Regions from separate parts of the Homo sapiens genome. Here region 1 is linked to region 2. The links are chromatin loops, found by intact Hi-C in ENCODE. Cell type or tissue: PC-9. All regions are shown on one strand. Each heading gives the region's core, and the rest is flanking DNA. Links, peaks and the distances in the headings are about the cores only. Region 1 overlaps COPB2-DT (COPB2 divergent transcript). Region 2 overlaps NMNAT3 (nicotinamide nucleotide adenylyltransferase 3).

Region 1 (15,813 bases), core at 8,567-11,066, 81 kb after region 2:
CTAGCCAGAGCAATCAGACAAGAGAATGAAATAAAAGGCATCCAAATTGGAATAGGAAGTCAAGCTATCTCTGCTTGCCAATGATATAATCATATACCTGGAAAACCTAAAGACTCCTACAAAAGACTCGTAGATTTGATGAACAAATTCAGTAAAGTCTCAGATTACAAAATCAATGTATACAAATAAGTAGCACTGCTATACACCAACAACAACCAAACTGAAAATCAAATCAAGAACTCAATCTCATTTATAATAGCTGCAAAAATTAAAATAAAATACCTAAGAATATACTTAACCAAGTAGGTGAGAGATCTCTACAAGCAGAATTACAAAACTGCTGAAAGAAATCATAGATATGATACAAACAAATGGAAACACATCCCATGCTCATGAATTGGAAGAATCAATATCATGAAAATGACCATACTGCCCAAAGCAATCTACAGATTCAATGCAATTCCTATCAAACTACCAATATTATTTTTCACAGAATTAGAAAAAAAAAATCCTAAAATTCATATGGAACCAAATAAGAGCCCAAATAATTAAAACAATCCTAAGGAAAAAGATCAAATAGGGACCATCACATTACCTAAGTTCAACTTATACTACAAGATTATAGTAATCGAACAGCATGGTTCTGATATAAAAATAGATAATTTAGACCAACGAAACAGAATAGAGAACCCAGAAATAAAACCTAGTATTTACAACCAACTGATATTCAACAAAGGATACAAAAACATAAATTGAGGAAAAGACACCCTATTCAATAAATGGTGCTGGGAACACTGGATAGCCACATGTAGGAGAATGAAACTGGATGCCTATCTCTCACTATATACAAAAATCAAATCAAGATGGATCAAAGACTTAAGTAAAATACCTGAAACCATAAACATTCTAGAAGAAAACTTAGAGAAAACTCTTCTGGACATTAGCCTAGGTAAAGAATTTATTACTAAGACCGCAAAAGTAAATGCAACAAAAACAAAAATAAATAAATGAGACCTGATTAAACTATAAAGCTTCTGCACAACAAAATAAATAATTATCAGAGTAAACAGACAACCCACAGAATGGGAGAAAATATTTGCAAGCTATGCATCCAGAAAGGAATATCCATAATCTACAAGGACCATGGAATACTATGCAGCCATAAAAAATGATGAGTTCATGTCCTTTGTAGGGACATGGATGAAATTGGAAATCATCATTCTCAGTAAACTATCGCAAGAACAAAAAACCAAACACCACATATTCTCACTCATAGGTGGGAATTGAACAATGAGAACACATGGACACAGGAAGGGGAACATCACACTCTGGGGACTGTTGTGGGGTGTGGGGATGGGGGAGGGATAGCATTGGGAGATATACCTAATGCTAGATGACGAGTTAGTGGGCGCAGTGCACCAGCATGTCACATGTATACATATGTAACTAACCTGCACATTGTGCACATGTACCCTAAAACTTAAAGTATAATAATAATAAAAAAAAAATAATTCACTTATTTAAAAAAAAGTGGCAAGAAAAAAAAAGTAATCCCATCAAAAATGGGCAAATGACAAGACGTTTCTCAAAAGAAGATACACAAATAGCCAACAAACATATGAAAAAATGCTCAACATCACTAGTCATCAGGGGAATGCAAATTAAAACCACAATGGTATATCACCTTACTCCAGCCAAAATGGCCATTATTAAAAAGTCAAAAAAAGCAATAGATGTTGGAATGGAGGTGGTGAAAAGGGAATGTTTATGCACTGCTGGTGGGAATGTAAGTTAGTACAAACTCTATGGAAAAAAGTATAGAGATTTCTTAAAGAACTAAAAGTAATCCATTAATAGATCCAGCAGTCCCACTACTGGGTATTTCCCCAAAGGAAAAGAAGTCATCATATCCAAAAGATACCTATACACGTATGTTTATCACAGTACAATTCACAATTGCAAAGATATAGAACCAACCTAACTGCCCATCAACCAATGAGTGGATAAAGAAAATGTGGTATGTGTATATGTATGTATGTATGTGTGTGTGTGTATATATATATATATATATATATATATATAACTATATATATATAACAATATATATATATAAATATATATATATTGTTATATATATATATATAGTTTTATATATATATATATATATATATATATAACAATATATATATAACACCCTGGAATACTACTCAGCCTTAAAAAGAATGAAAGCTCTCTTTTGCAGCAACTTGGATGGAGCTGGAGGCCATTATTCTAAGTGAAGTAACTCAAGAATGGAAAACCAAATACGGTATGTTCTCACCTATAAGTGGGAGCTAAGCTATAGGTATGCAAAGGCATACTGAGTGGTATAATGAACTTGAGACTCAGAAATGGGGAGGGTGGGAGTGGGGTGAAGAATAAGAAACTACATATTGGGTGCAATGTACACTACTCAGGTGATGGGTGCAGTAAAATCTCAGACTTCACCACTATACAATTCATCTATGTAAAAAAACCACTTGTATTCCAAAATCTATTGAAATTATATATTTTTGAAAAAATAGAAAGGAAAAGAAATACAAGTGTTAGTGAACTGAAGAAATAAGAGTTTCATACATTGCTAGCAGAAATGTAAAAAGGTGTAGTCACTTGGAAACATTTAGAAGTTCCTTAAAAAGTTAAATACAGAACTATTTCTATATCAGCAATTCCACTGCTAGGTATACACCCAAGAGATATTAAAACATAGGACCACAAAAAAAAACTTGCAATTGAATGTTTATAGCAGCATTATTTCTAGGAGACAAAAGTAGAAACCCAATGTTCATCAACAAATGAATGGATAAACAAACTGTGTTATATAGATACAATGGAATATTATTCAGCTATAAAAAGGAACTAAGTACTGACATATGCTGCAACTTGAACCTTGAAAACATTATGCTACGCAAGAGAAGCTCGACGTAAAAAGACATATATTGTATGGTTTGCTTTTTGATCCAGAATAGGTAAATCCATAGAAATGAAAGCAGATTGGAGGTTACCAGAGGATGGGGAGAGGGAGGAATGGGGAGTGACTATGTATGGCTGTTTTGTGAAGTGATAAAAAAGCTTTCAAATTAGAGCTGGTGTTTATACAATATTATGAATACACTAAATATCACCATATTGTACTTTAAAATGGTTCATTGTATATTATATAAATTTCCCCACAATTAAAAAAACTTTATATAGAAAAATATAGAGCTCATTTTTTAAAGAGATATATTTCAGGAATTAATTTTTAGCCTTTTCCAAAATTGTTCTTTTTAAAGTTACTTACCAAATAACTAACTTATTTGTTGAGCCCCTGCTACACATTCAGTATGCTTTTTCTTCCTACTCCAATGGCATTCAAATTTGGACTCTGCTCTTGATGCTCTAACATTGAAAATAACCTATCCCTTATAAGAAAAAAAAGAAATAAATGAATGAAATGAAAAAAATACAAAAAATCAATGAAATAAAAAGTCATTTTTTGAAAAGATAAATAAAATCAACAAACCTTTATGCAGACTAAGAAAAAAAGATCCAAATAAGTAAAATCAGAGATGAAAAAGGAGACATTACAACTGATACCACAGAAATTCAAAGGATCATTAGAAACTACTATGAGTAACTATATGCCAATAAATTTGAAAACCTAGAGGAAGTGAATAAATTCCTGGACACACACACCTACCAAGATTGAACCATGAAGAAATTCAAAACCTGATACACCAATAACAAGTAACGAGATTGAAGCCATAATAAAAAGTCTCAGCAAAATAATGCCTAGGACCTGATGGCTTCACTGCTGAATTCTGCCAAACATTTAAAGAAGAACCAGTATCAATTCTAGTCAAACTATTCCAAAAAATAAAGGAGGAAGGAATACTTCCAAACCCATTCTATGCGGCCAGTATTATCCTGATACCAAAACCAGACAAAGACCCGTCAAAAAAAGAAAACTACAAGTCAACGTCTCTGATAAACATTGATGCAAAAATTCTCAATGAGATACTAGCAAACCAAATTCAACAACACATTAAAAGGATCATTCATCATGACCAAGTGGGATTTATACCAGGGATGCAAGAGATAGTTTCACATATGCAAATAAATCAATGTGATATATCATATCAACAGAATGAAGGACAAAAACTATATGATCATTTCAGTTGATCCTGAAAAAGCATTTGATAAAGTTCAACATCCTTTCATGATAAAAAAGAAAAACCTCAAAAAACTGTGTATAGAAGGAACATACCTCAACACAATAAAAGCCATACATGACAAACCCTCAGCTAATATCATACTGAATAGGGAAAAACTGAAAGCTTTTCCTCTGAGATCTAGATCAAGATAAGGATGCCCACTGTCACCACTGTTATTCAACATAGTACTAGAAGTCCTAGATAGAGCAATCAGGCAAGAGAAAGAAAGAAAGGGGATCTAAATTGGAAAGGAAAAAGACAAATTATCCTTGTATTTATATCCAGGATATATATCCTTGTAAGTATATCCTTTGGTATACTTTGTATATACTTTGATATACCTATATGATATATATCCTTTACTAGTATTTATATCCTTTTACAAGGATATCCAAATTATCTTTGTAAAATATCCAGATGGTATTTTCTTATATTTAGGAAAATCTAAAGACGCCACAAAAAATCTACTAGAACTAATAAACAAATTCAGTAAAGTTCCAGGATGCAAAATCGACATACTAAAATCAGTAGTATTCATACATGCCAATGGCAAACAACCTGGAAAAGAAATCAAAAAACTAATCCCATTTACATAGCCATAAATAAAATAAAATGGCTAGGAATAAACTTAACCAAAGAAGTAAAAGATCTCTACAATAAAAACTATAAAGCACTGATGCAAGAAATGGAAGAGAACACCAAAGAACGGAAAAATATTCCATGTTCATGAATAGGAAGAATCAATATTGTTAAAATGTCCATGCTATAATACCTAAAGCAATCTACAGATTCAATGCCATCCCAAATGTACTATAAACTATTGACGTTCTTCACAAAATACTACTGACATTCAAAATACTAATGACATTCTTCACAAAAATAAAAAAAAAAATCTGAAAATTTAAATGAACCACAAAATATCCAGAATAGCCAAAACCATCCTGAGCAGAAAGAACAAAACTGGAGGAATCACATTACCTCCCTTCGAATTATACTACAGAGCTATAATAAATGGTACTGGCATAAAAACAGACACATAGGCCAATGAACAGAATAGAGAACCCAGAAACAAATCCCTACATCTACAGTGAGCTCATTTTCAGCAAAAGGGCCAAGAACACACATTGGAGAAAGAACAGTCTCTTCAATAAATGGCACTGTAGAAACTGGATATCCATATGCAGGGGAATGAAACTAGACTCATCTCTCACCATATACAAAAATCAAATAAAATGGATTAAAGACTTAAATCTAAGACCTCAAACTATGAAACCACTATAAGAAAACTTTGGGGAAAATCTTCAGGACATTGGCCTGGGCAAAGATTTCTTGAGTAGTACTCCACAAACACAGGCAACAAAAGCAAAAAAAGGCAAGTGAGATCACATCAAGTTAAAAAGCTTCTGCATAGCAAAGAAAACAGTCAACAAAGTGAAGAGACAACCCACAGAATGAAAGAAAATATTTGCAAACTATCCATCTGACAAATGATTAATAACCAGAATGTATAAGGAGCTCAAACAATTCAATAGGACAAAAATCTGATAATCTGATTTTAAAATGGGCAAAAGATTTGAATAGATATTTCCCAAAAGAAGTTACACAAATGACAAACAGGTATATGAAAAGGTGCTCAACGTCATTGACCATCAGAGAAATGCTAATCAAAACTACAATGAGATAGCGTCTCACCCCAGTTAAAATGGCTTGTATCCAAAAGACAGGCAATAGGCTGCTGAGGATGTGGAGAAAAGGGAACCCTGATACACTGTTAGTAGGAATGTAAATTTGTACATTCACTATGGAGAACAGTATAGAGGTTCCTCAAAAAGCTAAAAATAGAGCTATTATACAATCCAGCAATCCCACTGCTAGGTATATAACAAAGAGAAAGGAAATCAGTATATCAAAGAGACATTTGCACTTTCATGTTTATTGCAGCACTAGCCACAATAGCCAAGATTTGGAATCAACCCAAGTGTCCATCAACAGACGAATGGATAAAGAAAATATGGTACATATACACAATGGAGTACTATTCAGCCATAGAGAGATCAAGATCCTGTCATTTGCAACAACATGAATGGAACTGGAGAACATCATGTTAAGTGAAATAAGCCAGGCACAGAAAGACAAGCTTTACATGCTCTCACTTATTTGTGGGAGCTAGAAATTAAAACAACTGGACTCATGGAAATGGAGAGTATTATAGAATAATCATTACCAGAGACTGGGAAGAGTAGTGGGGAGGGGGAGTGGGGATAGTTAATGGGTACAAAAAAGATTACATAAAATTGAGTATTTTATAAAAGCACAACAGGGTGATTAAAGTCAACAACAGTTTATAGAATATTTTAAAATAACCAAAAGAGTATAACTGGAGTGTTTGTAACACAAAGAAAGGATAAATTCTTGAGGTGATAGATACCCCCATTTGCCCTGATGTGATTATTATGCATTGTATGCCTATATCAAAATACCTCCTGTTTGTAACCATAAAAATTATGTACCCATAAAAATTATGTACCTATAAAAAACTATGTACCCATAAAAATTAAAAATAATTATTTTTTAAAAAGATACTATTAAGTAAAAAAAATGAGGATTCAAGTTTGTTGTATTCTACTTTTTGGATAAAAAGACGAGGGAAAATATATCTTTATATTTGATTTTATAAAGAAACTCCGGAAAGATACACAAGAAATTAATACAAATAGTTTCCTGTTTAACAGTAGCAATAGTGGAAAATGAACATGAGTGAACCAGACTTTTCATTGTATATCTATTGCTTGAATTTCTAACTATGTGAATGTTATTACATTAATACCTGCTTTAAAATGCAATGAAATGTGAATAGATAAACAAATAAACAAGAATGAAGTAGATCATATGTACTGATTTGCAAAGATTTCCATAATATGTCAAATGAAAATGCCATACATTCCTTAGGTCTAGTGGAAAGAAAAGTCAGGGAATCTCAAGTTTCACTGGATGGGATTGCCAAGGGCATTCCAAGGATCCTTGGTAGAGAGGCAGGAACAGCTCCCTTGGGAAGAGGTGGTTTGGATTGACCACTGCCAGCTTACTACCTACTCTCAACTGTTGGGGGAGGTTGGAGAGGACAAGGGGATTGCAAAGGGCCCCTTCTTGGACCAGAGCAATTTGAGTCCTTGTGGCCATGGGAGGGATGAGGATTTGTAATCCCCCTGTTCTCCTGTTCTGCCTTAAGAAGGGGCACAATTTACATGAAAAATTAAGACTAGACCCAGCCCTACCTAGTGGCTGAAGGAACTCCAAGACACACTTTCCCCGGGGCCTCCATGTGAGGACAAATCTAATGGAGCATCTAGTTCTCCTACTGAGAACATTCAATTAAGCTAGATGTGCAAGTCACAGGGGCATTGCCCAGGAGTGGAAACCTGCGTACAAGCTGAGCAAACATTCCAGCCAATGGCCCTTTGCCTGCTAAGGGAATGCCTTCTTACATCAAGAGGAAGAAGAAAGCAGGACAGAGCTCGGCGAGCCTGGGTGGGCCTGGGCCTGGGCCAGAGAGAGACTGCTTGCCTGTAGGGAGCCAGCCCAGGAGCCCAGCTGCTGCAGTCAGATGCTCCCAAGGACAGCAGGTAAATTCCTGAGAGTCCTTGCTGTGCTCACTCTTAGCTGACTGATTTATCTCAGAACCAAGCTTCTAGGGAGACCCACCTCTGCTCTTTTTCATGTAGTCTCCAGAAAGCTTCTTGTAACCTGGAAAGATTGGTTATAGTTGATCATTTTCCTCCATCTTAAAAGTCACCTGAAGAATTCCACAAGGACTTAGGTAAGTAAATTCAGAAATGGAGTCACCCAGGCAACTGAGAAAATGGAATGTCCAGGTATGTGATTTGTGAGTGTAGCGGACAGAGTTGGGGGCCCTAGGACAGAACTTTTGAAATTGGGCTCTGCTACCAATTTTAAGATTGTGGTGTTCCTTAAATGGAAGTTGTAGGCAATAGTGGCTGAGTTATTGAGTAGCACTTGCTTTTTCTCATCCACTATCCCTCACTTTTTCCCCTCAGTACCAACCCCAGTTCCTACACATACATAGATCTGGAACAGAAGAATATGCTGAAGCTGTGTTTTGTTGAGGGCTTAGGACAAGTCACACACTTACTAGGAGTTTGGTCTGTCGCCCCCATATCTAGTTACTATCTTGGAACAAACACATACTATGTGCCAGGACTCTGTTAAGAGCTTTTTGGTTTTTTGGTGTTGTTTAATTCTTACAATGACCCTGATTCTCAAAGAATGAATCTGAGACTCAGAAACGTTACGGATCCCCCAGTTAGGAAGCGTTGAAACGTAGATTCAAAACTTGGTGTGGCTGACTCCAAGCTTTAGGATTTTATTTTCCCTCTCTATTTATTTCCTCTTTTATTTCTGTTACTCTAAAACAGTAGTTCTCAACTGTGGTTGTCAAGCAGCCGCAGCAGCACCCAGGAACTTACTTAAAAACATAAATTCTTGGACCCTAACCCAAACCTATTAAGTCAGAAATTCTAGAGGTGGAGCCCAGCGATCTGTGTTGTAATAAGCCTCCAGATGATTCTAATGCTTGTTAGAGGTTGAGAACCTCTGCTCTATAAGGGTTAGTCTTAATTTAAAAAAAAATGCTTAAACTAATATCTCTCACAAACATATAGTCAATCAGTAATTACAGCCTCCTTAGCACAAGTTTACTTCCCATCACTCATGTGGGTATAATACATGATTTTAGTTTGAGTTTGTACTAAATTGCTTTTCTATAAATAATCAACATAATTATACCTTTTTTATTAAGGTATAGTTTACATACAATAAGAAGGCACAGATCACAAGGGTAGAGTTTGAGTTTTACCTTTACCTGCTCTCCCTGGCCCCACAAAAACTGATCTATTGTATATCACTGTAGATTAGGCTTGTTCTTTTCTAGAGTTTCATGTAAATGAAATTATATAGTATATGATCTTTTGTGTCAAGCTTCTTTCCCTCAGCATAATGTCTGTGAGATTCATCTTTGCTGTGTATATCAGGAGAGTGCTCCTTTTTACTGTCGAGTAGTATTTCATTGTGTGAATATACCACAATTTATTTATCCATCAACTCGTTGATGGAAGTCTGGGTTGTTTCCATATTGTGGCTATTATATCTGAAACTTTTTTATATCATTCAAGTACGAGAGTATATCTGAAACTAAGGTTATATGGTAAGAGTATATCTGAAACTCTTACCATATAATGATAGTTGACTGGGTTTAGAATTTTATTCAAATGTATTTTCCCACATTATTACAAGATATTGTTCCCTTGTCATATTCCATCAGAGTTGTTGAAAAGCCTAATATCGATCTCATTATTACATTGTTCTTTTATAGGTAATCTGTATGGTTGTCTTTGTTCTCTCCGGGAAATTTTAGAATTTTATTTTTATCTACATTTGCATCACAGTATGTTCTGTGTTAATATATTCTGGGTAATCTCCTTGACTGCATCTTCTATTTCACTAATTTTTCTTAAGCTGTGTTTAATCAACTGTTTAACCCACCTATTACCTTTTTAATTTTAGTGATTATATTTTTAAGAACTACTCTTTTTAAATTTTTAATCTGTTTTTAAAAACATTATTTTATTCCTTTTTCATGTTTTCAGTGCTTTTAAATTTTCTTTATTCATTTTAAACATAATTATTTTATAGTCTGTACCTGATTTTATTAATTGAAACTCCTGGAAATCTAATTTCACTGTATGTTTCTTCTGATGATGCTCTTGGTGGGTTACAAAGAGCATCAGTTTGTATGTGTTTGTCAGTGTGTGTTACAATTTTGGATTATGAGCTCATATTTGGCATGGCTTTATCACACAGAATTCTGGTTGATCTGGTTTTGAAGGTGTGTTCCTCTTCACAGCTTTTACATTTACTTCTTCCTGGCAGCTTAAAAATGTTAACAAGCACAGGACATTTATTATTTTAATATTTTAGCTAACAGAAAGGATAAATTCAAACCCCAAACCAAGGTCAGAGCAGAACAGAACTTTTTTTTTTAACCTATGTAGATCCCATGCCAAGTAGATAAACTTTTTTCTTGTCTGTTGCTGCAGATTTTGACTAATTTACACCCTCAATGAGGGAGTAGCCCTTCAAGTGCCTGGCTTTATATAGACATCTCAGTTTCAAATTTGCGTCTTACACCAAGACAAATTCCTCCCCCCTCAATGCCCATGAAAACCCAAGCCCCTGGCTTAGTGCAATTAGCAACTCCTGTCTTGCCCCCAGCCCCTTCCCCTACCAGGCCAGCTTCTCATTACACATTCTTACAGGAGAGGCCTACGGGGTAGGAGGCCTCAGTTGCAGGCAGGAGGGACGGTGGAGGCCCTGGAATTTGACCTGGGAGGGACTATCTACTTCTCCAGCCCAGGAGGCTGAATGCTCAGTCTACAGCAGCTTCTGGCTGGACTTCACAGGATGAATCTCCAAGGTTTCTTATCTGTCTACTCCTTCCTCCACTCATTTTCCATTTGTGGTAAAGTTATTTCTTTCTCACCCCTTACCTTTCCCCATTGGCCTTTTGACAACAGCTGGGCCATTTTTCACTCTGTCTTCCTAACTCCAGTGTATTTACTGAAAGATAAATGTGCTGTTTTATATCCCTCGTACCACACACAGAGTCATTTACTTAGATTTCACAGCACAAGGATACATATATGAGAGCTGCAGTGTCATCATCAAAATAGGTCTCACTTTGGGAACTCATGGTATATCTGTCTCAGGCCACACCTCCATTCTTCACAGTCACTTCTCAGACACCACATCTTGGAATAGAGTGTCAGAGCAATAAACTAAACCCATTTCCATTGGGACAGCCCATTTGGAGAACATTCCTGAACCAAGGGTCCTTGTCCAGCTATGCCCCCACTTTGATCCAGGTGATCCTCAGCTTTCCCCTTGGATCTTAAAACAACATTCCACTACCCCTCTGCCTCCATCTGGACTCCCTCCAGGCTCAGCTTGCTTTTAGCAGAATCATGTTCCCAGAAAACACTTTTCTCATGTCTCACCCTGCTGCTAGGAAGTCCACAGGGCACCTTGCTTCCACAGGGAAGCAAGAGAGATTTGGTCTCTTAAGTCAGGCTCCAAACCTCTTTCAAAGCTGACCTAGCACACTGTTGAAGAAAAGGATTTGGAGCCCAACAGATCTGAGTTTGAATCCTGGCTCAACCACTTACAAGTTGTGATTAGACATGTGATTTAACCTCCATGATCCTTTCTCATCTGTAAAATAAGGATGGTTAAACATAACTCACAGAGCTCTTGTAAGCTGAAACAAGATGAAGTATGCATGCTGCCTGGAACAGAGTAGAGTAGAGCTCCACAGGTGTGAATTCTGTCTTTTCAGTTTCACCAGCCTTGCTATGAGTGCTGGATTCATGGCTGATAGACTCCAGGCTTGAGGCCTGGGTACTAGTGACCCATAGTACATGTGGGGTAGACCCTGGATGTTTGTTTTCTTCCATTACTGGATGAAATGTTCTGTGTGGGACAAGGGGCCCATGGGGACCCAGCCAGCCAAAAATGAGCTGCTCTAGGGCCCTGCTTATGGTGCAGGACACTAGGACACCCACGCCTGGCCATACCAGGACTTTGTTCGTGGGTTACCTATAGTCTCGCTGAACTTTACAAAGAAAAGTTCTTTTGAGTTGTGCTTCTGCCCTTTGAACCTCTTATCTTCAGAGTCACAAACCTGGCCCACTAGGCTATAAAAGAAGCTCATTCCAGTGTATTCTCCCTGCAGCCTGCTCCTTGCCATCCACCACAAACCCTCACCGAACCAGTGGCCACCACCATGACAAGGGACCAGAATGGAACCTGGGAGATGGAGAGTAATGAAAACTTTGAGGGCTACATGAAGGCCCTGGGTAAGGAGGAGACTGGGGATGGGGAGGGTAGCTGTTGTTGGGAGTACTGTGGTCTGGCCCTCCAGACAGTGCTGCTATGGAGTTCAACAGACCTGTGGCAAATCCTCATGCCTCATGTACAGCTGTGCAATATTAGGCAGATCATAAGAATTCTCTGAGGCTCAGTTTTCTCATCTGGAAACTGGGAATAATGATAAATGAGATTATGTCTAGGATGCCTTAGCACAGTGCCTGGCCCACAGAAAACATACACTGAATGTGTATGTCAGGAGGATACACACACAACAGAGTAAAGCCAAACTTGAGAGGATAACACAGTCGCTCTTCTGCCTTGTGACCACCATCTCTCTGATAACCACTTGGACCTGATATTATCCACCAATGACCTCTGCATTGTTCTTTTATCAGTTTTGTAATGGGGAAGCAGAAAAGAAATAGCTAGCAAATCTCTCAGCCTAGGGAAAATCAAGCTCATGGAAGCCTAGAGAGGCTGTTGTCAGATAGCACAAACAACCCACTGCTTATATGACTTCTGAACTGGGTTCCAGGCCAAGGGCTACCAATTGGTGCATGTCCTGAGTTCACCACAGAGTGGGTTCCCTGTGGAACTGGCAGAAAACACATAGCCCTGCCCAGCCTACAGGTTCTGCCTGGGACTAGAGTGAGTGGGTCCCCAGAGGGGAGCTCACAGTTACTGGGTGGCTCCTGTGCTCCAGGTGCTGAGCAAGGGGCTTTGGCTGCCTGACCTTATTCCATCCCTCAGCAGCCTCTTTATCACCTCTTCTAGCTTTAAAGTTCTCCACATATGGGGTAACTTCGCTGGAACTTCCTCCACATGCAGAATGAGAGAAACGGCAGTGGGTGGAGTTAGAGGCCCAATAATAACTTGGATATGATGGTGGGAGGTCTCTCCAAGAGTGGAAATCATGAGTTTTTTGGTGTGATAAACTTCTAGCTTGAAAATGTCCACCATGTCAATGAAAAAGGAGAGCTGTGATATGTTCCATATTTGTGGAACTAAGCACTTTCTTCATGTTCTTTTTTTTTTTTTTTTTTTTTTTTATTTTGGGGACAGAGTCTCGCTCTGTCGCCCAGGCTGGAGTGCAGTGGCGCGATCTCAGCTCACTGCAAGCCCACCTCCCGGGTTCATGCCATTCTCCTGCCTCAGCCTCCAGAGTAGCTGGGACTACAGGCACCCGCCACCACGCCTGGCTAATTTTTTGTATTTTTAATAGAGACGGATTTCACTATGTTAGCCAGGATGGTCTCAATCTCCTGACCTTGTGATCCACCCGCCTCGGCCTCCCAAAGTGCTGGGATTACAGACGTGAGCCACCGCACCCGGCCTCTTCATGTTCTTTAGACTGGTTTCCAACACTGAATAGCTTTCCTTTTCATTCTGGTTAGCAGGATTTTTACCTCAATATAGTTGGGAGGAGGAAGAAAGAGACAAAAATCCTCCTACCAGAGCCCCATCCTCAACCCTGTTGCACCTGTGATTTTTAGTACCAGGAGTGGCCAATAGAAATGGGATTCTGATACTACACATGGGTAAATGGATTGGAGCATAGCTTGGAACTAGAATTCTGAACAAGATTATACAGATAAGGAAACCAAAGCAGAAGGGTCAACACAGCTCGGACTAGAGTCCAGGGCTTGCTCTGTGACCGTGAACCAGTTTTTTAACCTTTTGGAACCTCGGTTTCCTCATCTGCCAAATAGAGATAATAGCCCCAGCCTTGCCTGTCCCTCCAGATGATATTAGATGTACTTGTGGTTTTGAGCAATTAAAAGTACTTTAACAAGGGTTATTTGGAAGTTTCAAGGTTTCAGCAATATGCTGAATAAGCCAGAGTCAAGTAATATAATTAGAAAGAAACCTTGTGTCTTTTGCTGCTTATGCTTCAGTAACAAAAAGTCCTATGATGACTTAGATTTAAAATCTAGGCTCTGTTTAGTTTATGGCTCTGCAGAGTGGACCCCTAAAGCCCACCTCTCTAGGCTTAAGGTGAGAAGCAAGCATTCCTACCACCCTCTTTCTCCTCCTGGGGGTTGGGAGGATGCAGAGTACACTACACCATCAGCTCTCTCCAAGAAATCCTGCCTCTAACAACAGCCTTCCTCTGGACTCTTTTCACATCAACTTACACCTTTAATGTGAGTAAGGGGCTCACAAGTTGTGAATGTGATATTTGAATATCTTCACCATTGAGGTTTCAGATTGGACTTCCTAATGCTCCTTGGCATCAAATATTTATTGTCTCTTAAAGCTTCAGCCAAAACTTCCAATTTAATATCACATTACATTGATTTCACTCTAATGAGCAAGTCGTTTGATCTCTTTGTCCCATGATCTCCGCAGTGTAGAGTGTTAGGCTGACACTCAACTGATTAAGATTAATACCATACATGGTACTACTAGGTAAACCCAGAGTGGGAATCTGTTGGTGCCTGGTTTACCCAGATGCTGACAGCCCAGTGTCTCAGGACCCCAGAAACTTGCTCCTGCCCAAGTCATGAGGCCCTGTGCAGAAATGCCTCACCCAGAGTCATCTTATCACCATTGAGGTAGGACCCCTTGTCCTTCTCAACCTGCCGTGGGAACATGGGTGGGGCAGGCATGGCAGTGATTGAAGACAGGTCTCAGGGGGCTCAGCTAGAAGCAGGCAAGGAAGAGCTGCCCCTTCAATCTAACCTGCTAAAAGCAGCCCAACAGATCTCAACAGTTTCCTCCATGCCCAGGACATAAGACAGGCTGCTTTCCCAACACTGAGATGTCAACGAAGCTTGCCTTCCTTACCCTTTTGAGCAGAGAGACCCTTAGCATTTGGGAAGAGTATGTGTAGACATCCTCAAATGTGTGACTATTGTTAAGGATGGTGCCTATTCCCTATCTAAGAATCATCGATTTCTAATACTTTAACCCCTAGCACTAGAGAGTTTGCTTTTTCTGTGGGCCTGGTTGTTGGTTCAGTAAGGAAAGAGCAACTCTACTGAGATGTGGGGTTGGGCAGTAAACTGGCTTTGTCACTAGCCCAGTGACCCACTCCACACACTGGCCTCCCATCATGACTCAGCCACCAGTCTCAGCAGAGTAACACATCATGGTAACCTTTGGGTTTGCCACAAATTACATCATTAAGAGTTCAAAAGGTGAGTGAGCCAAGGGTCAGTGGTACTTCCTCTCCTGCCTTCTTAGGCACCTGGTGTTTCTCACCCCAGATTCTTTCTTGACAGTGAGGAAACCAGTTGGTGAACTCTTTTGCCCTGAGGAACTTGTCATGTCCTGAAGTCAGTCCTCCTTCAGGTCAGATCAGGCGATGAAGGAATGGGAGGGGTGGTCTTCATTTTTAAGAGATGATCAAGAAGGACAGACATAAGGAGGTCTCAATAATGTGAAAGAATACTGGGAGAGAGTTCATTAACTCTGCCCAGGTGGGAATCATTCAACTTCTCTACCAAAGCTTTAGAAGGTGCTGTGGATGCCAGGGACTGTGCCATCTGAAGCAGAACCAACCCTGGAATCTGCTCTCAAGGAGTCAGGTTACAGCCATGCACAAATGGTATTCCTGTTTTTTATTACTGTTTGATGAATTACCCCCAAAACGTAGTGGTTTGGAACAACCACGTCATTTAATTATTATTTCTCA
Region 2 (15,813 bases), core at 8,358-10,857:
TAAAACAGACTTTAAACCAACAAAGATCAAAAGAGACAAAGAAGGCCATTACATCATGGTAAAGGGATCAATTCAACAGGAAGAGCTAACTATCCTAAATATATATGCACCCAATACAGGAGCACCCACATTCATAAAGCAAGTCCTTAGTGACCTACAAAGAGACTTAGACTCCCACACAATAATAATGGGAGACTTTAACACTCCACTGTCAACATTAGACAGATCAACAAGACAGAAAGTTAACAAGGATACCCAGGAATTGAACTGAGCTCTGCACCAAGCAGACTTAATAGACATCTACAGAACTCTCCACCTGAAATCAACAGAATATACATTCTTTTCAGCACCACACCACACCTACTCCAAAATTGACCACATAGTTGGAAGTAAAGCACTCCTCAGCAAATGTAAAAGAACAGAAATTATAACAAACTGTCCCTCAGACCACAGTGCAATCAAACTAGAACTCAGGATTAAGAAACTCACTCAAAACCGCTCAGCTACATGGAAACGGAACAACCTGCTCCTGAATGACTACTGGGTAAATAATGAAATGAAGGCAAAAATAAAGATGTTCTTTGAAACCAATGAGAACAAAGACACAACATACCAGAATCTCTGGGACACATTCAAAGCAGTGTGTAGAGGGAAATTTATAGCACTAAAGGCCACAAGACAAAGCAGGAAAGATCCAAAATTGACACCCTAACATCACAATTAAAAGAACTAGAAAAGCAAGAGCAAACACATTCAAAAGCTAGCAGAAGGCAAGAAATAACTAAAATCAGAGCAGAACTGAAGGAAATAGAGACACAAAAACACCCTTCAAAAAAGTAATGAATCCAGGAGCTGGTTTTTTGAAAGGATCAACAAAATTGATAGACCACTAGCAAGACTAATAAAGAAGAAAAGAGAGAAGAATCAAATAGACGCAATAAAAAATGATAAAGGGGATATCACCACCAATCCCACAGAAATACAAACTACCATCAGAGAATACTATAAACACCTCTATGCAAATAAACTAGAAAATCCAGAAGAAATGGATAAATTCCTGGACACATACACCCTCCCAAGACTAAACCAGGAAGAAGTTGAATCTCTGAATAGACCAATAATAGGCTCTGAAATTGAGGCAATAATCAATAGCTTACCAACCAAAAAAAGTCCAGGACCAGATGGATTCACAGCCAAATTCTATCAGAGGTACAAAGAGGAGCTGGTACCATTCCTTCTGAAACTATTGCAATCAATAGAAAAAGAGGGAATCCTCCCTAACTCATTTTATGAGGCCAGCATCATCCTGATACCAAAGCCTGGCAGAGACACAACAAAAAAAGAGAATTTTAGACCAATATCCTTGATGAACATCGATGCAAAAATCCTCAATAAAATACTGGCAAACCGAATCCAGCAGCACATCAAAAAGCATATCCACCATGATCAAGTGGGCTTCATCCCTGGGATGCAAGGCTGGTTCAACATATGCAAATCAATAAATGTAATCCAGCATATAAACAGAACCAAATCTCAATAGATGCAGAAAAGGCCTTTGACAAAATTCAACAACACTTCATGCTAAAAACTCTCAATAAATTAGGTATTGATGGGATGTATCTCAAAATAATAAGAGCTATCTATGACAAACCCACAGCCAATATCATACTGAATGGGCAAAAACTGGAAGCATTCCCTTTGAAAACGGGCACAAGACAGGGATGCCCTCTCTCACCACTCCTATTCAACATAGTGTTGGAAGTTCTGGTCAGGGCAATCAGGCAGGAGAAGGAAATAAAGGGTATTCAGTTAGGAAAAGAGGAAGTCAAATTGTCCCTGTTTGCAGATGACATGATTGTATATCTAGAAAACCCCATCGTCTCAGCCCAAAATCTCCTCAAGCTGATAAGCAACTTCAGCAAAGTCTCAGGATACAAAATCAATGTACAAAAATCACAAGCATTCTTATACACCAATAACAGACAAACAGCCAAATCGTGAGTGAACTCCCATTCACAATTGCTTCAAAGAGAATAAAATACCTAGGAATCCAACTTACAAGGGATGTGAAGGACCTCTTCAAGGAGAACTACAAACCACTGCTCAATGAAATAAAAGAGGATACAAACAAATGGAAGAACATTCCATGCTCATGGGTAGGAAGAATCAATATCATGAAAATGGCCATACTGCCCAAGGTAATTTATAGATTCAATGCCATCTCCATCAACCTACCAATGACTTTCTTCACAGAATTGGAAAAAACTACTTTAAAGTTCATATGGAACCAAAAAAGAGCCCGCATTGCCAAGTCAATCCTAAGCCAAAAGAACAAATCTGGAGGCATCATGCTACCTGACTTCAAACTATACTACAAGGCTACAGTAACCAAAACAGCATGGTACTGGTACCAAAACAGAGATATAGACCAATGGAACAGAACAGAGCCCTCAGAAATAATGCCACCTATCTACAACTATCTGATCTTTGACAAACCTGAGAAAAACAAGCAATGGGGAAAGGATTCCCTATTTAATAAATGGTGCTGGGAAAACTGGCTAGCCATATGTAGAAAGCTGAAACTGGATCCCTTCCTTACACCTTATATAAAAATTAATTCAAGATGGATTAAAGACTTAAATGTTAGACCTAAAACCATAAAAACCCTAGAAGAAAACCTAGGCATTACCATTCAGGACATAGGCATGGGCAAGGACTTCATGTCTAAAACACCAAAAGCAATGGCAATGAAAGCCAAAATTGACAAATGGGATCTAATTAAACTAAAGAGCTTCTGCACAGCAAAAGAAACTACCATCAGAGTGAACAGGTAACTTACAGAATGGGAGAAAATTTTTGCAACCTACTCATCTGACAAAGGGCTAATATCCAGAATCTACAATGAACTCAAACAAATTTACAAGAAAAAAACAAACAACTCCATCAGAAAGTGGGCAAAGGATATGAACAGACACTTCTCAAAAGAAGACATTTATGCAGCCAAAAAACACATGAAAAAATGCTCATCATCACTGGCCATCAGAGAAATGCAAATCAAAACCACAATGAGATACCATCTCACACCAGTTAGAATGGCGATCATTAAAAAGTCAGGAAACAACAGGTGCTGGAGAGGAGGTGGAGAAATAGGGAGAATTTTACACTTTGGTGGGACTGTAAACTAGTTCAACCATTGTGGAATTCAGTGTGGCGATTCCTCAGGGATCTAGAACTAGAAATACCATTTGACCCAGCCATCCCATTACTGGGTATATACCCAAAGGATTATAAATCATGCTGCTATAAAGACACATGCACACGTATGTTTATTGCAGCACTATTCACAATAGCGAAGACTTGGAACCAACCCAAATGTCCAACAACGATAGACTGGATTAAGAAAATGTGGCACATATACACCATGGAATTCTATGCAGCCATAGAAAATGATGAGTTCATGTCCTTTGTAGGGACATGGATGAAACTGGAAACCATCATTCTCAGCAAACTATCACAAGGACAAAAAACCAAACACCGCATGTTCTCACTCGTAGGTGGGAATTGAACAATGAGAACACATGGACACAGGAAGGGGAACATCACACAGTAGGGACTGTTGTGGGGTGGGGGAAGGGGGGAGGGATAGCATTAGGAGATATACCTAATGCTAAATGACGAGTTAATGGGTGCAGCACACCAACATGGCATATGTATACGTATGTAACAAACCTGCACGTTGTGCACATGTACCCTAAAACTTAAAGTACAATAATAATAAAATTTTTAAAAAAAGAAAACTATGTTTTTCAGTTTACCAAAATATATCAGGGACTTTAAAAATCTTTGCACTCTTTGCTTGATAAATTCCCATTCTAGGAATCTGGCTAAGGAAATAATTAGAGATTGGGACAAAGATTTATGCAGAAAGATGTTTATCACAACAGTTTTTACAATGGCAGGAAGTAAAAGCAATATCAATGTTTAAATATAAAGGAAAGTATACCTAAATTATACTGTATACATAGCATAAAGAAACTACATAAAAGGTTTTGATGATGTGGAGAAACACTTATGAAGGAAGTGGAAAAAAATCAGGATACAATACTGCATATAATCTTAAGTATATAAAAATATGACTATACTTCCCATCTGTTAGCATGTCTAAATAGAAAAGACTAAGGAAATACACTAAAAACTGATGGTGTTTTGTAGAAAGCAGAATTAATATTGTTGTTGTTATTTCTGCTTTAAATACTTACATATTTTCCATACATTCCATAATGAACACAGTTTGATGTTTGTAATTGGGGTAAAATGTAGAGCAATTAAAAACAGGAAGGTGGAATTTTTCTCAGCATAAGTTTGGCTTTTGATGAGATGGCATGTGTGTTACTAGTGACATATTTCTAAAGGACCATTTTGTGTGCTGCGTATTTTATTGGTGTGCTGTTATACTCTGGGGTTGCAAATTACGTGATGAGCTCGGCAATTTCTGGCTGCCAGAGCCTTGCTTTGCCCATCACTTCTATGATTTGCAGGCCTCCTTGGGCTCACCCAGAGTCATATGGATTGCTACATTCTGGGCTGCTTGGGTGTGACACTTTGGGATGGATGATGCCTTCAGTTCTTTAACAGCTGACTCTGTCTGTCTTTTGTGAAGGTGGCGCCCACCCATGGCTGATGGAACCAAGCACAGCTCAGCCACATTCAGAGGATTCCCTCTCCCAACAGAGCAGGCCCTTTATCTGTTTCCGTTTTATACTGAATGTTCCAAGGTGGCCTTGTATGGTAAATTTAGGTGCTGCCTGTCAGATGCTTCATCTCTCATGTCCTGTTTAGACCCAGAAGTCCCACATTTCTGAGTGTGTCTGTGAGGTACCATGACAGACATCACTGTTGGTGGCAGTGTTCACATGCTGCGCCAGACAGGAAATTTACATTGCATTCTCTCCATCACTCAATTCCCATAACTTCCAAAGAAAGCTTTACTATCCCCATTTTATGGCTGAAGAAACAGGCCCATAGGCTAAGTAATTTTCCTGAGGGTACCAGCAGATTTAAAGTTGAACCCAGAGCTGACTGACCTCAAGATTGGTGTTCTTTGATCTCACAGACTTAGGACAACCAAACTTTCAAAGATCCTAGTGGCACTTCCCTCACAGTCTATGTAAATTTCAGTTTTATCTACCTTTCAAAGCCCTTAGCTACTCAAAGGTAGAGCACACTGCCCCCAGAATGCCTATGGACATCCCATTTGTTTATGTATCTGTATCACTGTTAGGAGAAATCGTATTGATTTCTTTATACTACACCCTGGAGTTACATACTTAGGACTTGGATAGAGTCACTCGGTCTAAAAATTTTGTAACAGTGTTGTAAATGGATTTGGAAGAGATGTGTGAATGCGTTTGTGAGCCCTGAAGACAGGACTGCCAGGAATTAGAAGTCTGAGGCCCATGTTGCCCGAGAAGTGATCTATCACATGGTATTGTCGTCATGAAATAACAGGCACCACCAGCCTCACAGACATGCCTTTGATTTGGGGGGCAGGGGAGGTGTGGGCCCTTGTTCCTTCTAGGCAAGGCTCAAAGTGAATAGTATTCCTTGCTGTCATTGTTAATGAATCAAACGGTACCCAATGTTGAAACTGACATGCAGAAATTGTCCCCACAAAAAAATCTATTGGAAAAAGGAGGTGGTATCTTCTCTGTTCTCTGACCTGTAGGAAGAGAGGGGGTGTGTCCCAGGTCCCAGCAAATCCTGGAATGAAATGCACATCATAGTACCTCCCCCATAGGAAGACCACATAAAACTACCTAATTGTTTGAAAGACCAAACACTGTTCTCCTTTATACTACACTGGTTGGATAGATAAGAAATTGGAGTAAAACTTCACAGATGCAGAACCGTTCAAATATACATATGTGTTGTGAGCAATGGGACCAGCCCAAATTAGTGAAAAGTGTGAGTTACTGAATAATTGTTAAATGCTGTTTTATTGGTTTAAAAAGGCCAGACACTGGGAGACAATTCATAAATGTTGAGTGGGTGTTTCTATGAATAGAGTGGTAGATAAATGAGTAAATGGATAAGTGAATGAATGAATAAATGAAGGGTAATATCCTCATTTTAAAGTTGAGATCACATGAGGTATTGAACGTCAGAACCAGAATTTGGGTGTAAGGTGTCTGGCTCTAGAGTCTTAGTTTGTAACCACTAAGAGTTCATACATGCATGAATGAAGGAATGTTTGAATATCGTTTACTAGACCAGTATTATGCCGCTAGAGCATTTGAAAAGTGTGTTTCTGTGATTGCATATGTTGCTTTAAATGAGTCTAGAGCTCATCATCTCATGGATGGGGAAACTGATACCCAGAGAAAGGTCTTGGCTCTGGCCGCACAGCAGCCTGTGCCCAGTTGAGGCCAGGACTCAGACTTCTCCATGACACCTCCAGTCTCTCACTTTCCATTCCACAGTTGCTCCAGTGCTTTTGTGTGAACTCATCTCTCTGGTCCACATTTGGATTCCTTTAAAGGTTCCACCTTAGAGGATCCTAAACTGACCATTTACACAAGTTTTTCTCCAGTATGGTAGCCCTGGAGCCTCTCTTTACTCAGACTTTGTGGTGACTGACAGGGGCCAGTACTCTGGGACCCCAGTCTTTGCCATTTACTGAAGCTGGGATCAGCTTCTGGAAGAATCAGAGACCCTGCAGCTTGTTTCTAGCATAGACTTGGATTTCCTTTGCTGATTAGCTCACCAAGAGGGACACGGATAGTGCCAGGAAAATCAGTCTGGAACTCTAGGAAGGGCTTCTCCAGTATAATGCAGGTACAGATTTCCACCAGCAGGCAGCAGCAGAACCCAGCAGTTACAAATGCCACACCTGGAGGATGGCTGCCTGGGTTTGACACCTGACTTATCTGCCTAACTGAGTGACCTCAGGCAAGTCACTTATCTCTCTCTGCCTCAGTTGCCCCCTCCATAAAATGGGCACAATACTCACCTCATAAATTGTTCTGGGGTGCATATGGTATTATACACATAAAGAGCTTAGTAGTAGTGCCCACAGTAATCTCCCAATAAATGTTATGTATTATTTCATTATCACAATTAGCATTCTGTTAGAACACATTCCAAAGGATTATCCACATTAAGCATTGTTCTAGAGCTTTGTTTTATTGGAAACTGCAATGAAAAGGCCACCAGCTGGAGTCTTAGAGACCTTTTGTTTATCCAAAGAGCCTTTATAATTAATCTTTATAGTGAGATTGTTATATAAAAGTGCCAGGTACTAGTTCCTAGTAACACAAGGGCTGAAATGGATTTCAAATAAGGCAGTGACTTGTCCAAGGCCCATGGCTTGTTGGTCTCAGAGCTTTCAGAACCTTACCTTCTATCAGAAGACACAGTACTGGGTACAGCACAGCCACCTTTAGAGCACTCTGCCTTGGTCCAAAGCAACCACAGACAGACTTCTGTTAGAACACTGAAAAGAAAAAAAATCGTATTCCTTGGCACTTTTCCAATATTAAACAAAAGGTGTATTGATTAAATCATTACTTACAACTGTATTCCCTGAAATGGCTGCAGATTCATTTACATGCTTTTTCTTTTCAAGTCATGAACATGGAGACACTGAGTTCTCGATACATCCAAGAAAAGCATTTTGTGAGACTTTCCAATGATGTTGTCTTTCCTGGCAGTGACCTCTCTCTAACTTTACTGGGTCCATCCTTGTTTTTGCAGCTGTGCCTGAGCTGAAGCTTCTCTGTGGGGCAGACGTCTTGAAGACCTTCCAGACCCCCAACCTCTGGAAGGATGCGCACATCCAGGAAATAGTGGAGAAGTTTGGCTTGGTGTGCGTGGGCCGAGTAGGTCACGACCCAAAAGGTTACATCGCAGAATCTCCCATCCTACGGATGCACCAGCACAACATTCACCTGGCCAAGGAGCCTGTGCAGAATGAGATCAGTGCCACATACATCAGGCGAGCCTTGGGCCAAGGGCAGAGCGTAAAGTACCTGATTCCCGATGCTGTCATCACGTACATCAAGGACCATGGCCTCTACACCAAGGGCAGTACCTGGAAAGGCAAAAGCACCCAGAGCACTGAGGGCAAGACAAGCTAGGGAGGGGGGACTCAGCACCCACACCTCCTCCAACAAGCTCCTGCTGGGGAGAGGGCTGTTAAGGTTTCTGTTTTACTTTGGTTTTTGCTTCTCCATTTTTCATTTGCTTTATTTCTACAGTGATTCTACTTCTGAGGAGTCTTCTGTCCCAGGAAGAGATACCTTCTTTACAGGAGAGGAAAGGTCTAAATCACAAGGATAGACATTTATCAAAGAAGTTAAAATGGTGTGGCAGGTCATTAGGATTAGGCAGAATCTCTCAGAGCTGCTGGACAAGGAGGTCTACTTATTTTGTGTGGATGGTAATTATGGCATGCACGCTGAATGCAGTTCTGAGCATGGCAGCGGCCCCTGAGGGTCAGATCAGAATTGCCCACAATGTGTTTTTTAACTAGGACCAGGTGCAGCATGCTAGTCTTGATTGGAAAGATTTGACAGGATGCTAATTACTGAACAGTGGGTTTTGTCAACGCCCTGGTTTCAGAATATGAACTGAGGAGTCAAACAGTTGGAAACAGCACATTGCTGATTTACACTGGATCTTGCCTTAGAAACCATTGTCTGCCTGCCTAACCAGCTTTTCATAAAATTTAAACAAAACTCTTTCTACGTAGTGATCCTCAAGCAATATTTTTGATACAGCAAGTGTCAAACTTGCTATAGCATAAAAGCCGGGGCTCCTGATTTCCAGGTTTCTAAAAAGGAACTGAGGTAAAACAGATGCCTGACCGTTTTAAAGGATCTTTTTTAATGTTTTATGACTGCCTGTCTGTTTGAATACTGGCAAAGGGATAAATAATAAATTGACATCAAAAAGTACTAATGAAAAATTTCTCTTTTTTCTTCCTTTGTTATATTATTAATGCCTGATGTACCAGCTGTTGCTCTTCTTTTTAGCTGCTTCATGAAATTTGCTACTGTTCCAATTGAACTGGCATGAATTTAAAAGTTTGTGTTTCCAGGTAGTAGGAATGGAGGAAGCAATTGCTTTTTGGTGCCACACAAACGGCCTTCTAAAAGAAACCACTGGGCCGATAGCTCTTTTCAGGTAGGTCTCTGAAATATTAGAACAGGGGCCTCATGTGCATGTAGGATTTGTCATTCCGTTACCAAATTAGGGAAAGGTTTTGATTGGCCTAATTATGTTTGGGTTTACTCATTATACTTGCTGACCACATGACTGAATGCATTCAGAATTTACGTCTCCATGGTTTTACTCTGGTTCATCCTTGCTACAGGTTTAGTCATGCAGAAAAACAAAGGGCCCGTTAGGAAGAATCTATTTTCTCCCCCCCCGCAAAACATCTCAGTGTTTGCATATGTGTCATGAAGTGAAGTAGGAAATCAGGATTTTCTGGATCCAGCAAGGTCAGGGTGGGGAGCAGATTTTGATCCCTGCAACCGCTGAAGCTGCCAGCCATTCCTCACCCTAAATGAACTCTGCACTCCAAGAGGTCCCTAAGGACCCTGAGAATCCAGGGGGATAGGAATCAGACAGCCTTGTCCAAAAGCTGCCACAGCAAGCTGTGTGACTTTGACTAACTCCCTTCCCCCACTGTGAGCCTCCATTTCCCTGCCTCTAAAATGGGAGGTTTAATCAGACACCTCTAAATTATCTTCTAGTTCTGGTTTTCTAAGACTCTGAGTGCCTCTGACTTCAGCCTACCCAGCCTTCTTTGGATCCAGTGCATGTCTAGCCAGACTGGAAGCTCCCCAGGGGCAGAGAATCTTTGTTTCCAGGGTCCCAGAAAGGGCCCTAATTATATGGATCTCTAATTTCAAATCAATAATTTTTATTCTTATTTCTGGAAAAGGGCCTTCAAAATTATACAAGGTTTTGACTCTACAAAATGGATTTGCCATTTGCCCTGATGACAGTGTAGACAGAAGGGAAGTGACAATGTATTTGAGACCTGAAGGGTGAGTTCACAAGATCTGGGGATGGGTGGAGGCAGCTGGCTTTCAGGAAGAGGGAACATCACATGCAAAGGCCTTGAGGAAGAAGAGGCCAAAATGTGCAGCATGCTGAGCTGGATTCATCATCACTTCCTGGAGAAGGGGTACCTTATTGCATCATGCACCTGACAGCAGGTGTCTGAAGCCCCCATGCCCCTGTCCAGGCTTTCCATAGGCTCAGGGCACCAAGTCCAACCAGTCTGGAGGTGATGTCATCATCTCCCTGATCCATGTGTGCATCATGCAGCCCCTACCAGGCAAAACATCCATTTCTGAGCCTTTATGTTGTCTCTTTCTAAAATAAAACAACAAAACCTACTTCATTAAATACATATATAAATAAAACATTATATGTCTTAATTTCTGTACTCTCACTTTATCTCATTGATTCATGTAGCCTCCTTTTTTTAGCATCAGAAGAGAAATATGTATCACTGCTGTGCTCCTGACTTATTGTGTTAACACTGACCTGCATACCTGATTCCACATTCCTTTCCGTTCCCTCGGGTCTTTTCTGCATCTGCTTTGCCAGGGTGTTTTGTTTATTTTGCAAGAACAGAAAAACAGTGGTTTGGGCTCCTGAGTAAATAGAATTTCCAGCCTTAAATAAAGGTTCTCCTGTGATAGCATGTAGTGCCCAAATGAGAGGAGCTCTGTATCCTAGCCTGAGGAAAGGATTTTTCATTTATAATACTGTCTGTGTCACTTGGGACGGAATGATGTGAAATCCCATGTTAAACCAACAGCGCTCCAGATTTGCAAGGTACATTTGGTAATTGGGTTAATACATGAATATGAATTTCCTTATCCCCATCCTCACACTTTCTAGGCTAACAGTATTTCTGCCCTCCCTTTCTGCAAGGATCTTCATGCACAGATTGTGTTCAGTTTCAGTCATGAAGTTATTTTCCTGGATCAAAAATTGGCATTATAGATATACATGTGTGACTAATAAACAATCTGTAATAATGCATCTAGGCACACGCCTCAGAGTATTTTAGTATTGTTGAAATAACCTCATAGAGGATTGTTCATGGCACCACAGACTGTGAGGACTAGAGGGAATCTTCAAATTCATCTTGTCCTACATTTCCAAATTATCAAATATGTAAATCCCACAAATGAATGGAGTTTCACTACTAGAAAGAATAATAATAATGTGTTCTGTGCATGAGTTTGGGGAGGCCTCCTTTCTGTTCCCCTGTTGAAAATCTATAATGTGTGGAGTGCGTGCCCTCTCAGTCCTACCTTCTATACACCCGCTGTATGGAGCTGCTTTTCTCCATCCCTTCTGTTGCTTCTCCATCCAAACTGCCATCATCTCTCACTTGGATCACCCAACAGCCTCCTAACAGGATGCCCCAATCCAGTCCTGACCCCTCCAGTCCATTCTCCACATAGCAGGTAGGGCAGCTGTATGTGTGTGCAAATCTGGTCATATTACTTCCCTTCCCAAACTCCTTCTGAGGGACATTAAGAAAATGAAAAGATAAGCCACAGACTGGGGAAAAAATTGCAAAATGTATATCTAATAAACAATTTAAATTCAGGATATCTAAAGAACTCTGATGACAAAAATAAGAAGACTAACAACTCAATTAAAAAATGACCAAAAGATTTGACTAGACATGTGCGGGAGACGGGAACACAGCAGGCCTGATGTTGCTCTGTAGAAGGGTCTGCCTGTGGAGCTGGCCTTTGCCTGGCATCTGAGAACCTGGCTTTTGGAATGTTACCTATGTTTCCAGCTGATAAGGCTGTTTTGCCTTCCCAGGGCACTGAATCCTACAGTACCAGCTTGCCTAAACTGTTTGTACAAACAGTATGATTAATGGTGCACACCTGCTTTTCTCCTAGGAGTTTGGAATTTCAGTAATCACCATTGGTTGTGTGGCAGAAGAGTGCCTACATCACTAGGCCACAAAAAACTCTGGATGTCGAGTCTCAAGCAAGGCCCCCAGGCAGAAACAGCATGCACTGTTGCTGCATTTCACTGCTGGGGAGAGAAGCATGTTCAGTGCAAACCCCACCCTAGAAGACAGAACTTTAAAAGCCTGCATGTGGACACCTCCAGACTCTACCTTATGTGCCTTTCCTCCTGTTGTGTGGTGTTTCACTATGGTAACCATTGCATGGATGCAACTGCCTCTGAGGTCTGTGAGTCCCTCAAGCAAGTCCCCAAACAAGATGTTTCACCAAAGAAGATAACATAGATGAATATAATTAGCACATGAAAAGGTGCTCAACACCATTAGTCATTAGAGAAATACAAACCAGAACCACACTGAGATACCATTTTATGCCCACTAAAATAGTTCAAATCAATCTAGCATCCACTCTTAGATATCTATTAAAAGGAGGTAAAAACATATGTCCACTCAGACTTATAGGCAAACATCTGTAGCACCATAATTCACTATAGTAAACACAGGAAGCAATTCAGGTGCCCCTCAACTGACAAATATATAAACAAATGTATTATATCCATGCAATGGGATACTGTTCAGCAATTTTACAAAGGACTAGTGATGCCTGCAACAACATGGATGAACCTCAAAATGAGCTAAGTGAAAGAAACCAGACACAGAAGATACATATTAAATGATTCCATTCACATGAAATTTCTAGAAAAGGCAAAACTATAGAAGCAAAAGCAGGTCAGTGCCTGGGAATGGCATTGACAGCAAGTGGGCACAAGAAAATTTTGGGGGTGATAAAAATGTTCTAAAACTAGATTGTGATGATAGTTGCACAACTGTGTACATTTACTAAGGCTCATCAAACTGTGCCCATAAAATGGGTAGATATTGTGTTATTTAAATGACACCTTAATTAAGGTGTTTAAAAGAAAAATTCCCCTGAGTTTCTCCTGCTTGCATTTGAAGTGAAAACCCAGCTCCTCATGGGGTGGCCGCCTCCCCCCGGCAGCTCTTTCTGTCTCTGCTTCATCCATGGGGCTTTCTCCAGTTTCTCACCCCACCCTCCTTCCCATGAGTGCTCCAGCAGGTGCTGTTCCCTCTGCCTGGCACGCTTTCTTGCTTCTCCACTTCCTTGGAGTAACTCAGAGTCTTCTTCAACTCTCTACCTCAAGTCACGTCTCGCAGGAAGCCTCTCTGGCTCTGCCCACTGCAGTCCTACCTCCCTGCCCTTCTCCTTGGGGACACTCATGACTCCTGAAACTGTTGACTCTTCTCCTAAGTACAGCTTCTGGCTCATAGTGGGTGCTCAATAAATATTTCATAAAATAATGTCTGAATAATCATCTGAATTGTTCTGAGAAGCCCATGATAAACAAACCTGTTTAACTTTGTGTAAACCAGTGTTTCTGAGGCATGTTTTCACAAAGAACCCCCACCTTTTTTTTTTTTAAATGGAGTCTCACTCTGTCACCCAGGCTGGAGTGCAGTGGCGCGATCTTGGCTCACTGCAACCTCTGCCTCCTGGGAAGAACCCCTTTTTATACACATATACTTGATAGTATGTGCAACACAATATTTAGAAGAACAGTTTAGTAAGTTACTGTCTAAAGTTTTTTTCTAGTTTTTTTTTTCCTGCTACAAACAATGCTGCAACAAACACTCTTATGCATAAACCCTTAGAAGCCAGTGCTTTTGTTGGATAGATTCCCAGGAGTGTTTATTGCTATGTTAAATGGTATGTGTACATTTTATTCTAATAGATCTTACCAGATTGTAGACAGTAGATTTTAAGTAAGTTGATTTTTAAAAAAATAAAAAGCAGAATCCCATAGAGCTGCTAAAATTCTCATTTCCTTATTCCTTTCCAGAGAATCTCCTTCATTATCTTTGAGACAAACATGAGCAAAATCCATTTATTTATTTCAACAGATAATCTATGATGAAGAATTTCAGGAATTTATTTGCCACAAAGAGATAGCAATTCACGGGCAAACATTGTTCCTAGCATTTGCTGGGTGCCTAAGTCAAGGATTATTTTTAATTATTGGCAAAAAGGAACTCTTCAAACTGCCTAAATAAAGGAGGTGGGAGCATCAGGTATCATAAGAATGTCAAGAATGGAAGGACCCAATGACAGGACATATGATAGGTTTCAGGAGAACTGGGAAAAAAAGAAGAAATTGAAGTTCCCTCCTCTCCCCTCTCTCTCTCCCTCCTCCTCCTCTTCCTTTCTCTCTCCCTTCTCTCTCCCTGTCCTTCCCTCTCTCCCTCCTCTTCCCCTTTCTCCCTCTTCTTCCCTCTGTCCATCTCTTTCTTCCTCTCTCTCTCCTTCCTCCTCTCTCTCCTTTCTCTCTCCTTTTCTCTCCCTCTCTCTCCCTCCTTCTCTCTCTTCCCTATCTTCTCTCTTTCTCTTCTTCTCTCTCCTTCTCTCTCCCTATCCAGCAGCCTTAACATCTATGGCCAGATGACCCTCCCCCTTCACCCCTCATCTCAGTGTCATGATTCCAAATTCCCAGAGACATGCGCTGTCCCTGAATGGACTTGTTCATCCTTGCCCATGTGGCCATGACTGGCAGGTCGGGGCCATATGTTTCTTCTTCAAACTGTGGCAGTGACATTTCTGTAAAGGGGAAGAGTAAGTAGGAAGAAGGAAATGATAGGCACCCCAAACAGTTGAGTAAGTGCCCCTTAAATCACAAAGTAACCCAAGTAACCTGGCATTTTGTGCATATATCCTCTTACTCCTGTTTTGCTAGAGGCAGTAGACTAGGGTGGCATGCTGGTGGCCAAACCACACCACTGGAGGGAGAAAGGAAAGCTGGCGGGGATGGCACCTACATGTCAGCCCCTCTTCACTGTTCTCCTTCCACTGTGGGCATCCAGCACCTGAGCCTGGCTGGTTGGGCAGAAGCTGGGCCTGGATGAGCCTGACTTCCACAGGGGAGGGCAGAGGAAAGGGACTGAAGCTGGCTGGTGAGCCACCACCTTCAGGCCGATTCTGCAGAGGAACCAGGAAACTCCTGCCCAAGAGGCGCACTGAGCTCAGAACTGGGAGCATCAAGCCAGGCATGAGGGCCCAATCCTCTGCAGCCCCAGAACCTTGTCTCCAAAATTCAACTGGCTTCTTGGAAAAAGGATGGCAAATTTGTACAAATGGATGCTTGTGAGGATTGTGTGGATTTTCATCTCATCTCAAGGTGTCATCTCTTCCAGAGACCTGTCTTCCCTAACCAGTACCCTGCACCTCATTCCCATCAAAGCTGGAGGAGAGTCTCTCCTCTGTGCTCCCGAGCCCCTGTACATCCCCAGTCACATCTCCACTCATCCTGGTTTTCCCATTTCCGTGGCTGTCTCCTTGGCCTGACTGTGTACCTGGTGACAGCAGGGGCTGTGTTGGAACCAGCTCAGTGTCTCACAGTATGCAGACCAAATACCCCATGGAATGGCTTCTGGATAGTCTGGTGAAGGCCTGGCATCCACTCCCCCTTCCTAACAACATCCTGAGTTCCTTTTAACAGCTTTTCTTCCTCATCTGGTGGAGCATTGCTGCATGCTCATTCCCAGATTTTAAACCTGAAGTACAGCAACAGACTGAAAAAGACTGGAGTTTGTTCTAGTGGCTGTGTTCTAACCAGAACCCAGTATGAGGTCACACTTGTTTTTCTTATTTCCCTCCCAAAAATGTTGTTTACTGCTTGATAATCCATCTAATAAATTTTCTTATTTCTTAAGTTCTCCAGAATCTGTTTCTGCTCCTTGCATCTTAAATAGAAAGAAGGGTAGGGGGATGATGGAAGAAAGGA

What was found. A loop is a pair of places that touch in the nucleus more often than their neighbours do. Peaks named below come from ENCODE experiments on the same cell type or tissue, not always from the same donor. Only the 100,000 strongest peaks of a DNase experiment are listed, where the experiment ranks them.
Region 1: a loop joins it to region 2, with 4 times the contacts of the local background. A loop is called at or near these places in 1 of 110 quality-filtered maps.

What each region holds. Positions count from the first base shown.
Region 1 is chr3:139,472,737-139,488,549 of GRCh38, reverse strand. All of the region lies in intron 3 of COPB2-DT (COPB2 divergent transcript), which reads right to left. It overlaps RBP2 (retinol binding protein 2), which reads left to right and starts at 12,034. Exons shown (of 4, transcript NM_004164.3): 1 at 12,034-12,163. The coding sequence starts at 12,091. RefSeq lists an enhancer at 14,504-15,703. In PC-9, for the core only: no CTCF peak of the experiment used is centred there; a DNase peak (open chromatin) is centred at 10,109.
Region 2 is chr3:139,553,332-139,569,144 of GRCh38, reverse strand. It overlaps NMNAT3 (nicotinamide nucleotide adenylyltransferase 3), which reads left to right. Exons shown (of 7, transcript NM_001401600.1): 7 at 7,753-8,954. The coding sequence ends at 8,135. The region is part of intron 3 of COPB2-DT (COPB2 divergent transcript); the gene reads right to left. Among named protein-coding and RNA genes, the nearest start is that of RBP1, 21 kb to the right of the region's middle. In PC-9, for the core only: no CTCF peak of the experiment used is centred there; DNase peaks (open chromatin) are centred at 9,414 and 10,594; H3K27ac peaks cover 1,196 bases.